2 separate regions of the Homo sapiens genome follow, and region 1 is linked to region 2. Evidence: chromatin loops called from intact Hi-C (ENCODE). Cell type or tissue: natural killer cell. All regions are shown on one strand. Each heading gives the region's core, and the rest is flanking DNA. Links, peaks and the distances in the headings are about the cores only.

The links. A loop is a pair of places that touch in the nucleus more often than their neighbours do. Peaks named below come from ENCODE experiments on the same cell type or tissue, not always from the same donor. Only the 100,000 strongest peaks of a DNase experiment are listed, where the experiment ranks them.
Region 1: a loop joins it to region 2, with 4 times the contacts of the local background. A loop is called at or near these places in 1 of 110 quality-filtered maps.

The regions. Positions count from the first base shown.
Region 1 is chr19:16,561,195-16,569,527 of GRCh38, forward strand. SLC35E1 (solute carrier family 35 member E1) reads right to left here. Exons shown (of 6, transcript NM_024881.5): 3 at 6,838-6,975; 4 at 5,338-5,463. Among named protein-coding and RNA genes, the nearest start is that of SLC35E1, 7.1 kb to the right of the region's middle. In natural killer cell, for the core only: no CTCF peak of the experiment used is centred there; a DNase peak (open chromatin) is centred at 5,177; H3K27ac peaks cover 1,137 bases.
Region 2 is chr19:16,433,297-16,441,629 of GRCh38, forward strand. EPS15L1 (epidermal growth factor receptor pathway substrate 15 like 1) reads right to left here. Exons shown (of 24, transcript NM_001258374.3): 4 at 7,566-7,613; 5 at 4,474-4,569; 6 at 3,641-3,703; 7 at 1,069-1,194. Among named protein-coding and RNA genes, the nearest start is that of EPS15L1, 35 kb to the right of the region's middle. RefSeq lists enhancers at 7,765-8,265, 8,266-8,333. In natural killer cell, for the core only: no CTCF peak of the experiment used is centred there; no DNase peak of the experiment used is centred there; H3K27ac peaks cover 3,809 bases.

The DNA.
Region 1 (8,333 bases), core at 202-8,201, 130 kb after region 2:
CAGATCAAGACTCCATCTCAAAAAAAAAAAAAAAAAAAAAAAAAAAAAAGAAAGAAAAGAAAAGAGAAAGCCTAACAGGGGATTTCCTCCATTCTCTCTGAGGGTTAGGAGTCTCCTTTCCCATTCTCCAGACTCCAAGCAGAGAACATCTCTGTTCTCATTCAGTGCCCACATCTACCTTCTGAGCTGCCTCATGTCCAGGCTGAAGACACAGGAGGAAGAAGAATGACGAACTCACTGGTGGCTCCAAGGCACTCTGAATTCTGGTCTTTCCTCCGCCCATCTGCCTGCTACCATTTATTTCTCGGTTCTCAAGTAGCTGCTTCATGCATTCTGTCCAAGTTTTGAAACCAGGCCACCTGCTCCAGAGTCTAGGAATCCCCGCCTGTCTTTTGCCAAGCCATTTGGCAACTGGGCCAGGCGTCTCTGGGAACTGCCCACTGCAGCCTTTGATTCTTGGTAGACTGGAGAGCAGCAGACACCAGCTGACATTCTCCCATCTCATCCTCTTCCCGCCTGTTCTGGAGAACAGGACTGCGACGGTGCTAACTAACCTGCTGTCTGTGTAGTCTATGTGGGAGACACAAGACAAAGAGGGGGAACCCAGACATGTGGGAACCCCATCTTCAGACTGCAACATTAGTGAATATGGTGTATGCCTAGGGCTGCTATTAAAATACACAAAGTCATGCTCATGTTAAAAAACATATGGGCCAAGTGTGGTGGCTCACAGCTGTAATCCCAGCACTTTGAGAGGCCAAGGCGGGAGGATGGCTTAAGGCCAGGAGTTCAAGACCAACCTAGGCAACAGTGGGAGACAGTCTCTACGAAAAAAAAGAACCAACCAAACAAAACACCACCAAACATAACATACATAGCCTCAACTAAAAAAAAAAGGTTACTTAAGGTATTACAACAACAAAAAAGATAATGACTAGAACAACAATAACAACACAAAATGTCCTAAGTGCAAGAAAAGCAAAGACAAAAAAACACAGCAAAAGCCTGTATGTTTCTGTCCATGTGTGGACACATACATACTCTAATGAGCTGTAACACAGAACAGCAGAGGAACTGACAGGAAACCCACTGACACTATTACACAGCCGTACAAGAAATGAGAAAGGCCTTCTATGTCGTTATGAAGAGCTCTCTGGGACGATGAGATGAAATGAACAAGGTGCAGAATAGTTCAGCTCCCCTTCAGTATCCACGGAGGACTGGTTCTAGGGACCCCTGCGGATGCCAAAATCTACAGATATTCAAGTCCCTTTTATAAAATGGTTTAGTATTTGCATGTAATCCATGCACATCCTCCCATATACTTGAAATCATCGCTAGATTACTTGTAATCCCTAATACAATAAAACTGCTATACAAATAATTGTTATACTGTATTATTTTAAAATGTCTTATTCTTTATTATAGTATTTTGTTTTTCTACCATATATTTTCAATTCGCAGTTGGCTGAATCCACTAGTGTGGAACCCACAGATATGGAAGGATGACTGTATGTTTATATTTATTTTTGAGATAGGGTCTTGCTCTGTCATGCTGGCTGGGGTGCAGTGGCTCAAACATGGCTCACTGCAGCTTTGACCTTCCCGGGCTCAAGTGATCTTCCCACCTCAGGCTCCCAAGTAGCTCGGACTACAGGCATGTGCCACCATGCCGGGTTAATTTTTGGTTTTGTTTTACGTAGAGACGGGGTTTCACCATGTTGACCAGGCTGGTCTCAAACTCCTGAGGCTAAAGCAGTCTGCCTGCCTCTGCCTTCCAAAATACTGGGATTACATGTGTGAGGCACTGTGCCTGACCTGTAAATTTAAAAAGCTACTTTTTGGGCTGGGCGTGGTCGCTTACGCCTATAATTCCAGCACTTTGGGAGGCCGAAGTGGGTGGATCACCTAATGTCAGGAGTTTGAGACTAGCCTGGCCAAAATGGAGAAACCCCACCTCTAGTAAAAACACACAAAAAATTAGCTGGGCGCGGTGGTGGGTGTCTGTAGTCCCAGCTACTCGGGAGGCTGAGGCAGGAGAACTGCTTGAATCCGGGAGGCGGAGGCTGCAGTGAGCCGAGAACATGCCATTGCATTCTAGCCTAGGAGACAGAAAAACTCCGTCTCAAAAAATAAAATAAAATAAAATAAAATAATAAAATAAAAAGCTACTCTGTGTGTAATAAGGACAGAGGGTGATTATACATGCAAATTTGCTTATATTTGCAAAAATATGGAACAGGTGAACTAGGAGCCTAAGAAATGTTATCCATGGTCAGGGAGGGGACAGGGAGAGTACAGGAATCATGACCAGACTTCTTCTTTTTTTTTATTTTTATGAGACAGTCTCACTTTGTCACCCAGGTTGGAGTGCAGTGTCGTGATCTCAGCTCACTGCAACCTCCACCTACCTAGTAGCTAGGATTATAGGCGTACGCCACCACACCAGATAATTTTTATATTTTTTCTAGAGATGGGGTTTCCCCACGTTGGCCAGGCTGGTTTCGAACTCCTGGCCTCAAGGGATCCACCTACCTCGGTCTCCTAAAGTGCTGGGATTCCAGGTGTGAGCCACCACACCCAGCCTGCAAAGAAATACTAACCTTTTCTCAGCACTCCAGTTGCAATTGTGCTGTGAGAATGCTCATTCTGAAGCAATTATATGAGTGAGTGTACAGTAGAATAACATCAGTGAATAACGGGTAGAATAAGCAACTAAGAAACGAGGAGCGGAACCAAGCATACCAGCGACGAGATCTAAATATGAAATTCAAAACAGCAAAGATCTGGACTGTTCAACTGAAAGTGACGCTAATTGCTAGGAACTCTTTGCTGCTGCCCCAAGTGTGTACTTCCTAATTTTTCACAGTAAAGGCCTAACAACAATGACCACCCAGCAGCAAAAAGCACCCATGGCACCTGGATTGTGTCTCTAAATACCGCTCCCCACTAACGGCACCTGGAGTCCTGAAGGAGGGGCTGACTGCAGCTCTGGGATGGGAAGTACACAAGGTGAAGGCGGGCATCCCGCTGGGAGAAACGCTGACCCACAGTGCTAGAAGGGCAAGGAGCCAATCAGAAGGGCTCCAATGGCTAAGACAGGACAATTTTTTTTTCTTCTTTTTTTTTAAGATGGAGTCTCGCTCTGTCGCCCAGGCTGGAGTGCAGTGGTACGATCTCAGCTCACCGCAACCTCCGCCTTCCAGGTTCAAGCAATTCTCCTGCCTCAGCCTCCTGAGTAGCTGGGATTACAGGCGTGCACCACCATGCCTGGCAAATTTTTGTATTTTCTGTAGAGATGGGGTTTCACCACGTTGGCCAGGCTGGTCTTGAACTCCTGACCTCAAGTGATCTGCCCACCTCGGCCTCCCAAAGTGCTGGGATTACAGGCTGGAGCCACTGCGCCTGGCCAAGACAGGACAATTTGACTAGGAAAACGAATAATTCATGCAACTGACAAACACATAAAAGTTCACAATGATGCTGGAGAAAAAAAGAGAACCCCTTCCCTACCCCCAAACAAACCCTCAACTCTGGTCAACATTTGGAGTAAGCTCCAACTCTCTATCCTGAAAATTAGTCATCAAAAGGAACAGTTAAGCATTAAACTGCCTTTCTCGTACCATACTTCAAGGTAACAAACTAGTCCTGGAAGATGGAAAGTTCTTCACAGAAGAATTACAGCTCATCAATGTGAAACGAAAGTTAGAAAAGTGAGCCATGGTTTACTGATTGGGAAAATAGAGGTAATATCCACTACTTCAGCAGGTGGAGCCAAGGATTAAAGATAAGAAATGTCACAAATCCAGCTAGACCACATTAAGACCTCAATAAATATTTACTTTTCCTTTCTAACTCGAGTCTGGAAGAATCGCACTGGCCTCCTCCTCACCGCAGGCACTTGCATTCATTTATAACACATTCTCTGAAGGCAGACCCTGCAGGTGGCAAAAAGATTCGACGTGGAGTAAATGGAAACAGAGACCAGGGAGGAACTGAGCTGCACAGTTTTCTTTCTTTCTTTTTTTTTTTTGAGACGGAGCTTCACACTTGTTGCCCAGGCTGGAGTGCAGTGGTGCGATCTCGGCTCACTGCAAACTCTGCCTCCTGGGTTCAAGCGATTCTCCCACCTCAGCCTCCCAAGTGGCTGGGATTACAGGCGTGCACCACCACGCCTGGCTAATTTTGTATTTTTAGTAGAGACAGGATTTCACCATATTGGTCAGGCTGGTCTCGAACTCCTGACCTCAAATGATTCACACACCTTGGCCTCCCAAAGTGCTGGGATTATAGGCGTAAGCCACCACACCCAGGCAGCGCATGTTTTTTTCTTTTTTTTTTGACACGGAGTCTCCCTCTGTCACCCAGGCTGGAGTGCAGTGGCACCATCTCGGCTCACTGCAACCGCCACATCCTGGGTTCAAGCAATTCTTCTGCCTCAGCCTCCCAAGTAGCTGGGACTACAGGTGCGAGCCACCATGCCTGGCTAATTTTTGTATTTTTGGGAGAAACAGGGTGTCACCATATTGGCCAGGCTGGTCTCAAACTCCTGACCTCGTGATCCGCCCGCCTTGGCCTCCCAGAGTGCTGGGATTACAGGCGTGAGCCACTGCGCCCGGCTTTTTTTTTTTTTTTTTTTTTTTTTGGCCAGTGCATAGTTTTCAAAGTTCCAGGGCTGGCAAGGCACAGTGGCTCACATCTGTAATCCCAGCACTTTGGGAGGCCAAGGCAGATCTCTTAACGCCAGGAGTTCAGGACCAGCCTGGGCAACATAGTGAGACCCTGTCTCTCCAAAAACAGTAAAAAAACAAAAATCAAACAAAAAAAAATTAGCCAGGCATGGTGGTATTCGCCTGCAGTCCCAGTTACTCGGGAGGCTGTGGGAGGATCGCTTGAGCCCCGGATTGAGGTCAAGGCTGCAGTGAGCCATGATTGTGCCACTGCACTCCAGCCCTGGCAACAGAGCGAGGTTCTGTCTCTAAAAAATAAACATTTAAAATAAAAAATGAGTAAAAATAAAAAGTCAATGTGCTATCTGGACTATACTGTCAGGAGGTGAAAGAGTCACCTTCTCTTCCTTGACGCTACTGGCGCACACACAGCAGCTATCAGCACCTGGGATCAAGCACACCAGAGAAGGAAATACACAGGAAACCCACTTCCTCGATGGCGTGCATCGTCACCGTGAGGCATTACAGAGGACTGACTGCTGAAAGCGCTGGCTGTCAGGTGCCCAAAAGATACCACAATGTTAACATGCAGCTACAGCTCCTCAACAAAGCACCTATTCTGGAACTAGCCAAGAAAATGGCGTGTTCTTGGTGCTGTACAACTCACCAAGTCGCTGCTGACCAGGAAAGCCGAGAGGTCCACCAGAACCCAGGTGGGGATCATAAAGAAGACGGCGTGGCAGCCCAGGATGTTGAGCAGCCGGAGATGGTGGATCCGTGAATCTCGCAAGACCTGGAAAGGGAAAGCCTCTTTAGAGGGTGATTAAAACTATATGTGGCAAAAAGGGCTCCAGTGACTCAGGCCCCAAACACAGTGACTGGACATTAACCCTGACATCTGAGCTTGGACACCAAACCTGCAAGTGCATTTGTGAGGACATACACAGCACAGGCCTGAAACAAGCACCATGCTCCACGCATAAACGACTGAGAAAAGAAAACAAAAATAAAACAGTAACACTCAGTGCTGGTGAGGATGAAGTGAAGTAGGCACTCTGAAATTCCACTGGTTTGAGGCTGAATTGGTATAACCTTTCTAAAATACGACCAGACAAACCATATTAAGAGTGATTAACGTTTCATACCCTCTAACCTGAGAACTGTAAGCCTATCATAATGAAATAACTGAGACAGGAAAACATCACACACGTGATTGTTTCTACATTACAATGAAAAGTTGGAAATAAGTGGTATTTCCAATAGAGAGACTGCATTAACTGTGGTACCTGAAAAGTGTGTGATTATCACAGGAGTTAAGAGCAATTTTTTTTTTTGAGACGGGGTCTCACTCTATTCCTATTGCCTAGGCTGGTCTCGAACTCCTAGCCTCAAGTGATCCTCCTGCCTTGGCCTCCCAAAGTGCTGGGATTATAGATGTGAGCCACTGCACTAGGCTTCAACAAGTTTTAAAATCTTGTTTTAAATTGAAGTTTTTAGCTAGGCCTGGTGGCTAATGCCTGTAATCCCAGTGCTTTATGAGGCTGAGGTGTGAGGATCACTTGAGCTTCGAAGACTGAGGCTGCAGTAAGCTATGATTGTGCCACTGCACTCCAGCCTGGGCGACAGTGAGCCTTGGTCTCAATAAAAGAGCTTTTCTTTATTTTTTTCTTATTGAGCACATTAACTTTATAATAGAAAAACTTTTTTTTGTTTTTGAGATGGAGACTCACTCTTGCCCAGGTTGGAGTGCAGTGATGCAAAATCTCAGCTCACTGCAAGCCCCGCTTCCTGGGTTCAAGCAATTCTTGTGCCTCAGTGTCTGGAGTAGCTGGGATTACAGATGCGTGCCTGGCTAATTTTTATGTTTTTAGTAGAGATGGGGTTTTGCCATATTGGTCAGGCTGGTGTTGAACTCCTGGCCTCAAGTGAACCGCCCGCCTTGGCCTCCCAAAGTGCTGGGATTATAGGCATGAGCCACTGCGCCCGGCCAGAAAAACAAACTATTTAAAAAGCAAAATGACAAACAGAAAATCAGCAGAATGGCAATCAAGATTTTTCTGCTCTAATAGCAAAGAAATTTCTACTCCGCCTGTTTTCCCAATGCCACCAGTTTGCTGCCCGCACACCCCTGAAACCCCATGCATGTCCGCTGATGGTGACCAAATACCTTTTTGGAGAAAATGTTCTGAAGCGAGAAGCACAGCGTGGCGGCGAGGGCGCTGACGAGTCCCCACATGTCAAAAGACAACTCGGTGACGGTGGCCAGCAGGACACCGCTGATGATGGGGATGAGTGACAAGTATACCTGCAGGAAGAGGTCATCAAGAAGGGCTCACAGGCCAGACTAGAGCTGGGCCACATGCCACAGATGCCCAGGGAAGAGCCCCTCTCCTCCCTCAGCAAAGGGATACCACCTAACACTTTGAAAGTGGTGTTTGCTGTGCCAGTGACGCTCTGGTGGGTGGCTGGGGGCAGGTGGTTATCAGAGCGCCAGGGGCAGGGCTTATTTGTGGGTAGCCCCATCCCCATACCGTCACCCCCATTAAGAGCCTCTGCTCAGGGCCACAGCCCGGGGCTGGTCCTAACTCCACAGATCTGTTCAGCTGCCACTGACGCACCAGGGTTTGAAGCCCTGATCCTCTATAAGGCTCCCCCATTCCCTCTTTTTAAAAAATAGTTTTTTTGAGACAAAGTCTCGCTCTGTCGCCCAGGCTGGAGTGTAGTGGCACAATCGTGGCTCACTGCAACCTCTGCTTCCCGGGTTCAAGCGATTCTCCTGCCTCAGACTCCCCAGTAGCTGGGATTACAGGGATGTGCCACCACGCCCGGCCAATTTTTTTGTACTTTTAGTAGAGACAGGATTTCGCCATGTTAGCCAGGCTAGTCTTGAACGCCTGATCCACGTCATCCATCCACCTTGGCCTCCCAAAGTACTGGGATTACAGGTGTGAGCCACTGTGCCCAGCCCCCATTCCCTCTTACTTCAGGCTCTTCCAGTATGGTTACTCCTGGCTGGCACACTCCACTGATGCCTTCTCCTCCCAGTGACCTCCTGCCTCCACAAGGAGTGCTTTCTCCAACCCACCTCCACCTTGGGAGGCTCCTGTGCTGTGCTCCCAGGGCCACTGCCTGGACTTCCCCAGCAGAGAGCTCTCCACTCACTCTTTTTTTTTTTTTTTGAGACGGAGTCTCGCTCTGTCACCAGGATGGAATGCAGTGGCATGATCTCGGCTCACTGCAACCTCTGCCTCCCAGGTTCAACCGATTCTTCTGCCTCAGCTTTCTGAGTAGCTGGGACTACAGGTGCCTACCACCACGCCCAACTAATTTTTGTATTTTTAGTAAAGATGGGGTTTTGCCATGTTGGCCAGGATGGTCTCGATCTCTTGACCTCGTGATCTGCCCACCTTGGCCTCCCAAAGTGCTGGGATTACAAGCGTGGGCCACCGTGCCCAGCCTCTCCACCCACTCTGTCTGTTACATCATCCGGTCCCGTTAGTGTACCTTAGAGCAGGTCCTTGTTCACTGCTTTATCCTGGTGCCTAGCACTCAGTAGGCACTCAATAGCTGCTAGCTGAATGAACGAGTAGCAAACATAGTGACAGAGAGCCTTCTAGAAGGTCTGGCATGCAGGGCTAAACAACTCCCAACTTCCAGGATCCA
Region 2 (8,333 bases), core at 265-8,264:
TTTGTATTTTTTTTTAGTAGAGACAGGGTTTCACCATGTTGGCCAGGCTGTTCTCGAACTCCTGACCTCAAGTTATCCACCCACCTCGGCCTCCCAAAGTGCTGGGATTACGGGCGTGAGCCACCGCACCAGGCTAAGACTTTCTTTAAAGAGAATGCATAAAATTTTTCCTAAATTTGCAGCAGAGTTGAAAATACTTTTACCTTGAGCTTTATCAGAAGAAAAAGAGTAATTAATAGTAGAAAAGAGCCAGGAGTGGTGGTGCTCTTGCAGTCCCAGTTACTCCAGAGGCTGAGGTGGGAGGATGGCTTCAGCCTGGCAGTTCGAGACCAGCCTGGGCAACACAGTGAGACCCCATCTCTAAAAACTCAAAAAAAGAAATAAAAAAGCCCGGGTGTGGTGGCTCACGCCTGTAATCCCAGCACTTTGGGAGGCCGAGGCGGGTGAATCTGAGATAGGAGTTTGGGACCAGCCTGGCCAACATGGTAAAACACCATCTCTACTATAAATACAAAAATTAGCTGGGCGTGGTGGCATGCACCTGTAATCCCAGCTACTTGGGAGGTTGAGGCATGAGAATTGCTTGAACCGGGGAGGCAGAGGTTGCAGTGAGCCGAGATCGTGCCACTGCACTCCAGCCTAGGCAACAGAGCAAGACTCCATCTCATAAATAAATAAATAAATAAATAAATAAATAAATAGACACAGACACACATTCCCACATTCAGCACAATGGAAAGGGGGAAAGCCCAAGTTGGGGAGCTTAAGACTGAGCTCTACTGGTCCCAAAGCCCCAGGCAGCAATTTCACTTCTGAGTCCACCTCCTCATCTGTGAAGTGGAAGGATTCTGGCACCTTCCCCAGGGACTGGGTGAACACTGTAAGCCACACCCTAGGAAGCCCTGAGCCAGCTGGGGCTGGACCCACAGGAGCGCTGATGAAAGCCCCTGATGGCACAGGGAGAAAACAGAGCAAGAGCCTTGTAAGCACCATGGGGAAAGAGAACAGTGGCGCCCACACACAGCAGGGACACTGAGTGCAGAAGAACCAAGCCCGTGGCCCACTTACCCTGCCCAGGACATCAAGAGGCAGCTTTGAGTTCATGAGGACTGGCTTGACTTTGTCTCCAGAGAGCAAACCATTGATGGGCAAGAGGCTTTCAAAAATCCCATCAAATTTGGCCTTTTCTTCCACCTAGTTGGAAAGAAATAGCCCGAGTAAGTAGGAGAGCACACCTGTGTGAATGTCCAGACCGAGCTCTGACCGAAAGCCAAGTGAAAATGGCCACGGACCCATCATCACCCTTGGCTAAAAGCACAAAATGATCTTAGAACAGTCTTGGCCCCTTGGTTTCCAAAGTGAACATATACCCTGAAGGAAATAACGTTATGGCAACCTCGGATCTGGGAGCCAAGGTCCTCAGGAGGGAGGCCCTGGCCCCGGGTCTTGTCCTTCGTCCTAGCTGCTGCCTGAGTGTGGCAGGAGTCTCCCATGGTGGGGCAGTGTCTTTGCAGGGAGACAAAGATCAGTCTCACCTGCCTCCAAGGAGCCCACTTGTACCAGAAAGACAAAAGTGTGAGCAGATGTTAGTGCTTGAGCAAATAATTATCAAAATCAACTTAAAGTACAGGAAGTCCTCTTTTTTTTTTTTTTTTTCTTTTTTTGAGACAAAAATCTTGCTCTGTTGCCCAGGCTGGAGTGTAGTGGCACAATCTCAGCTCACTGCAACTTCCGACTCCCAGGTTCAAGCAATTCTCGTGCCTCAGCACTCGTACCTCCCGAGTAGCTGGGATCACAGGCATGCGCCACCAGGCCCGGCTAATTTTTGTATTTTTTGTAGAGATGGTGTTTCAACATGATGGCCGGGTTGGTCTTGAACTCCTGGCCTCAAGTGATCCGCCTGCCTCGGCCTCCCAAAGTGCTGGGATTACAGGTGTGAGCCACCAAGCCCAGCCACATACAGGAAGCCCTCCATTTCTAATGGTAAATAAATTAATACGTAAATAGGAATAGCTCTTCATGAACAGAGGGAAGGTACAGCATTAGGATGGGGAGTCACAGTTCCTGCTGTTCTGAAAGACATAGGGCAGGCAGCCCGTAAAAGGGGCCATGAGTGAGGCAGTGGCTTCCAGTCTGTTCCACCCTCCAAAGGAAACTTAACATTCCTGAACTGTACACTTAGAAATGGTTAAGATGGTAAATGTTACATGATGTGTCTTTCAACCACAATAAAAATTTTTTAATTTTTAAAAGACAAAAACCAAGACAGAGCCCTCAGTCACAGAGATGAGATCACCGGCAGACACCGCATGCTTTCACAGCTGTTGGTGCTAAGAAGCTGAGCGCTGCAGGTCTTTCTCGGGGGCCTGGGATCCTCTCCTGGCCATCGGACTTGCTGACTCAGTGCCTTCAGAAGCCCAGAAATGTTCACAACGGAAACAAACACTTGGCACTTCGGGCTTGTTCTTTCTGACTGTGGCTGTGAATGGAATGCAGAATCTCTCTCGACCACAGTACACCCCAATTACAGCATCTGGTCCTGTGCTCCCTGACTCCTCTCTGCGAGGTCCCCAGGCCCCTCAGTCCCAGCTCTTCCAGTGAGGCCTGGACATAACCCCTGGTGGAAAAGAGCCATCACATTTTAAAGTATAAGATCTCTTGGCACTGTTTCCCATGACAAAGTAGCTCTTTTTCAAAGTCCACACAATGCGCTGGGTGACAGGGAGAAACCCTTCACCACAGTGATTGCCACTGGCAAAGTGCTTGATGACAGAGGTGACTGCATGACTCCTCAGTCACATGACATATCTTCATGTCCTCTCCCTGCACAGATACCCCCACCCAGCCCATGACCTCTCCAAGAAGGGAGCAAACCAACCGTGTAAACATGGGACGAAAGTGCTTGGGACCTTTATTTGAGAGCAAGAGTGTTATTCATGTCAGGATTTAAGCCACATAAACGTGAGGAAATGTGACAGTCTGAAAGTGAAGGGAAGGTGAGGAGGCCTGATGTTACTTGGAGGGACCATGCTCACTTCCTTTAGAAGGAATTCTGTACTTAGAAGACAGCCCTCGTTTTTTTTCTTCTTTCTGGACGCAGTAGCTTATCTTTCCAGCCACAACATCCTCTGTTTTAAAAATAACACTTCAAGTGCTGAGAGAGGCTTTTCACAAAGCAATCAGAACATCAGGGAGGAAAGAATGGTAACATGCAAAGTGGCTGGAAAGAAGCGAGAAAGCAAGGGACACATTTGGGGGTCCACGTGCTTGCAAGCTCTCACCGTTTCCTCTTCTATTCTGAATAACCAACACAAGCAGCAAAAACCACAGAATGTGACCTAAAGATGCAAGATTTAAACTGCAGCCCTTTAATAATCCAACTCCTGACACTTAGTTGTCCAGGTAGGCAACTCCCAATTCCAGTGAAGGGCCACAGCCTTTGTAAAAGGTGTTCATTAGAAGAGGCGTTTCATCCAAGTGCTGTGGCCACTCACACTGAGACAGAAGAGCTGACACAATCATCCTATAAAATGTTCTGAACAACATCAAACTAGAACAATTCCAGAACAATTCTAGAACAACTGCTGGAACAATTCTATCTGAAGGAGAGCCAAGGAGGGAGCTATTCCCGTTCACTTACCCTCACAGCCCAGTGGGCCTCTGCAGAGGGCGGTGTGACCATCAGAGGGCTGCTGGTGTCGTGCTGAGAAGAGAGAGAAACATTCCTTTGTGGCTGGCACAGAATTAAATCATAGGTGGGTGGGTTTGCTGAAAAGGATACACGTTTCAAAGTGCTTTCAAAAAAGGGAAGACTTCACAAAGTTAAACACAGAATCACCACATGACCCAGCAATTCCACTCCTACGTATTGACCCAAATGAATTAAAAACGGATGTCCAAACAAATCCTTGTACATGAATGCTGGTAGCAGCACTATTCACAACAGTCAAAAGGGTGGAAATAACCCACATGTCCAGAGAGATGAATGGATAAAGATGTGGTCCATCCAGTAAATGGAATATGGAAACACTGATCCATTCTACAACATGGATGAACCCTGAAAACACGATGCTGAGAGAGAGGCCAGACACAAAAGACCATGTTAGAGAATTCCATTGATAGGAAATGTCCAGAACAGGCAAATCCATTGACAGAAATAAAATTAGTGGTTGCCAGCGACTGGGAGGGGGAGACAAGGAGTGATTACTTAATGTGGATGGGGTCTCCTTGCGGAGGGATGAAAAAGTTCTGGAGCTAGACAGAGGTAATGAAGACACAACACTGTAAATGCACTAAATACCACTAAATAGTTCACTTTAAAATTATTAATTTTCTATTATGTGAATTTCACCACAATAAAAGGGGAAGGCTAGAGAAAACATGGAAATATACATGCACATACACACATGCACATACACACACACACACATCTGGTATTAGAAGAATGTGAACTTGAAGGACTTGGACACTCACAAATTTAGGCGGTGGCATGCTCAAATTCAGATTGCTCAAGGTAACTTCATGGCCACTCTGTGCACAGGCCACCAGTCTCAGTGCAACATAGAAACCCTGCAAGTCCAAAGAAAGGGAAGGAGTAAACAGCATATCGCCAGTGAGGGTAGGGGGAGCTGTCTCTAACAGCAGGCTTCAGGGAAAGAGGATGTGCACTTCAACAATGAAGGCCGTCCGTGCAAAAACCCCTTGGAGCGTTGGGCTGAACTGGACTCACCTTGGGGACATCGCTTAAATGAATACACTAAAATGGACTTATCCTGGCCAGGTGTGGTGGCTCATGTCTGTAATCCTAGCACTTTGGGAGACCGAGGCAGGTGGATCACCTGAGGTCAGGAGTTCGAGACCAGCCTGGCCAACATGGCGAAACCTCATTTCTACTAAAAACATAAAAATCAGCCAGGCGTGGTGGCAGGTGCCTGAAATCCCAGCTACTTGGGAGGCTGAGGCAGGAGAATCACTTGAACCCAGAGGGTGGAGGCTGCAGTGAGCCAAGATCATGCCACTTCACTCCAGGCTGGGCAAAAAGAGCAAAACTCCGTCTCAAAATAAATAAATAAAATAAAATAAAATGGACTTATTCCACTGCATCTGGAAATCTGTAAAATTTCAGATGCATATATTTTCCAAAAACTATGAGCTCCCAACATTTAGGAAATGTTAGGTTGTATAAAGCAACAAAATTAAACATGGTTAAGGTTACGAATGATGGACCAAATATGTGCCGAATTTTTGTTTGTTTTAGAGATAGGGTCTCACTCTGTCACCCAGAGTGCAGTGGCGCAATCACAGCTCACTGCAACCTCAAACTCATGGGCTCAAGCGATCCTCCTGCCTCAGCCTCCTGAGTAGCTGGGACCACAGGTGTGCACCACTATGCCCAGCTAAGTTTTTATTTATTTTTTTAGAGGTGGGATCTCACTATGTTGCCCAGGCTGGTCTCAAATTCCTGTCCTCCTGCCTTAGCTTCCTGAGTAGCTAGGATTACAGGTATGAGCCACTGCACCTGGCTATGTGTTGAATTTTTTTTAAAGCAGTCGTAAATACACACGGTTGGTCAGAAACTCATATCTGTGGTTCACCACGATCCCCTCGGCCTCGTTGAATGGAACATCCCCTGCCCACCCCCAGTGGCCTGACGTGGACCCCACCTAGACACGGGAAGGAAGTTGAACTAGGCTGTCAGGTGCCTCCCTCCTAACCCAGGACCCACCACACAAAGGCTCAGTGGACTTGTGAGGGATCACTTAGCTTGTTTTTTTTCTGTTTTTTTTTTTTTTTATTAACTGGCCTAAGAACATGGATACTTTTAAAGCTATAAATACTGTTAACAGTTTTAAAAGTGTCTTCAAAGAGGTAAGTGCTAGGATCGGCCTTTCTCAGCCTGCTGTCCTCAGAAGCCCTTGCAGAGTGTAGAGGATCATAAGAGGGTTTTGAGAAAAGGGGACCTTTCATCCCTGCAAGGTCTGAGAAAAGAGAAAAATTAATAAATAGTAAAGAAAAAAAGAAAAAGGAATTAAGTAAGTTTAGAGGAACTGCATTAAGCAAAGTCAAATTTATTTTCCATAGGAATTCTCAGAACTTTTAACATGCAGACATGAGGCCGGGCACGGTGGCTCATGCCTATAATCCCAGCACTTAGGGAGGCCAAGATGGGAGGATTGCTTGAGCACAGGAGTTTGAGACCAACCTGGGCATAGTGAGACCTCGTCTCTACAAAAAAAATAATAAAAATTAGCCAGGTGTGGCAGTGTGTGCCTGTGGCCTCAGGTACACGAGAGGCTGAGGCAGAAGATCACTTGAACCCAGAAGATCGAGGCTGCAGTAAGCAGTGATCGCACCACTGCACTCCAGCCTGGGCAACAGAGCGAGGCTCAAAAAATAAAAAATAAAAAAACAAAACAACAAACATGCAGACATGCACCATGAACCTCAAAGAAGGGAGGTACAAGTGAAGGGGGCTTCCTGGACAGACTGGATCACAAGTCATGGCACAGCACAAACAAGGTCCCTTCTAACAAAATGGCCATCTACGACCACTTAAAATCACTTATAAGTACAGGCTGAGTATTCCTCATCCCAAATGCTTGGTATCAGAAGAGTTTCAGATTTCAGATTTTTTTTTTTTTTTTTTCAGATGGGGTTTTCACTGTGGAGGCTAAGGCATGAGAATCTTGTGAATCCAGAGGGCAGAGGCTGCAGTGAGCCAAGATCATGTCACTGCACTCCAGCCTGGGCAAGAGTTAGACTCTGTCTCCAAAAAAAAAAAAAAAAAACTCTGATTAAGGCCTTTAGTCAAAGTTACACCAATGTCTACTTTGTTACATTAATAACACCAATGTGGCTGGGCGTGGTGGCTCATGCCCATAATCCCAGCAGTTTGGGAGGCCGAGGTGGGCAGATCACCTGAGGTCAGGAGTTCGAGACCAGCCTGGCCAAGATAGTGAAACACTATCTCTACTAAAAATACAAAAATTAGCCAGGCATGATGGTTCTCGCCTGTAATCCCAGCTACTCCAGAGGCTGAGGCAGGGGAATCACTTGATCCTGGGAGGTGGAGGTTGCAGTGAGCCGAGATTGCACCACTGCACTCCAGCCTGGGCAACAGAGTGAGACTCCATGTCAAAAAAATAAAAAATAACACCAATGTTATTTTCTGGCTCTGATCACTGTGCTGTGGTTATGTAAGACACCATCACTGGGGAGAGCTGGCAAAAGATACACAGGAACCCTCCAAGCTATTTGTGCAACTTCCACGAGAGACTGGTCCAAAATAAAAAGTCTGGACAACACTTTAATCACATGTAAGGTTACAAAACATTAAAAGAAAAATAAATAAATAAATAAATAAAAGATACACTAGCCATGAAAGATGGCTCCAAGTGTTTAAAAGACCTTTATTTCAAAATGAAAACTTCCCGTGTTAAGTTTGACAGCCGTGCTCATGCCTAGTAATACTTGACAGTGGAGGAATGTGGAAGGAGCCGTGGAGGTCACCCAGCCTGGGGGCTCTGCCCAGCCCCTCCATTTGCTCTGTGTACATGTGTATATACCTGTTTGTCCAAGAACCCTTTACCTTCTGGATCGGCCAAGTCCCATATCTGCGGAAACACAAAAATGCTCATAAGCATGACTGCCGATCACTGTCCACGTGTTAACAAAAACCAGAGCCGCCACCACCCCATCACTGGCCTTGCGGGGCAGGAGTGACTGTCCCCAGGTTGTCCTGCAGATGAAGAAGCCAATTCAGAGCAGGTGAATGATCTGCCCAGGGGCGCACAGCCAGTCAGCGGCAGGGCCCAGAGGACATCCAGGTGCACTCAGCTCCCAAGCCAATGGTGTTTATGACACCCTTCTTCCCCCAACTAAAGTCCGCAAGTGGCCAAGCGCGGTGGTTCACGCCTGTAATCCCAGCACTTTGGGAGGCCAAGGTGGGCGATTCACCTGAGGTCAGGAGTGCGAGACCAGTCTGGCTAACACAGTGAAACCCCGTCCCTACTAAAAATACAAAAAATTAGCCGGGCGTGGTGGCAGGTGCCTGTAGCCCCAGCTACTCGGGAGGCTGAGGCAGGAGAATGGCGTGAACCCAGAAGGTGGAGCTTGCAGTGAGCTGAGATCACGCTACTGCACTCCAGCCTGGGCGACAGAGCGAGACTGTCTCAAAAAAAAAATTAGCCGGGTGTGGTAGCATGTGCCTGTAATCCCAGCTATTCAAGAGGCTGAGGCAGGAGAATCACTTGAACCCGGGAGGAGGAGGTTGCAGTGAGCCGAGATCGCGCCGCTGCATTCCAGCCTAGGCAACAAGAGCGAAACTCTGTCTC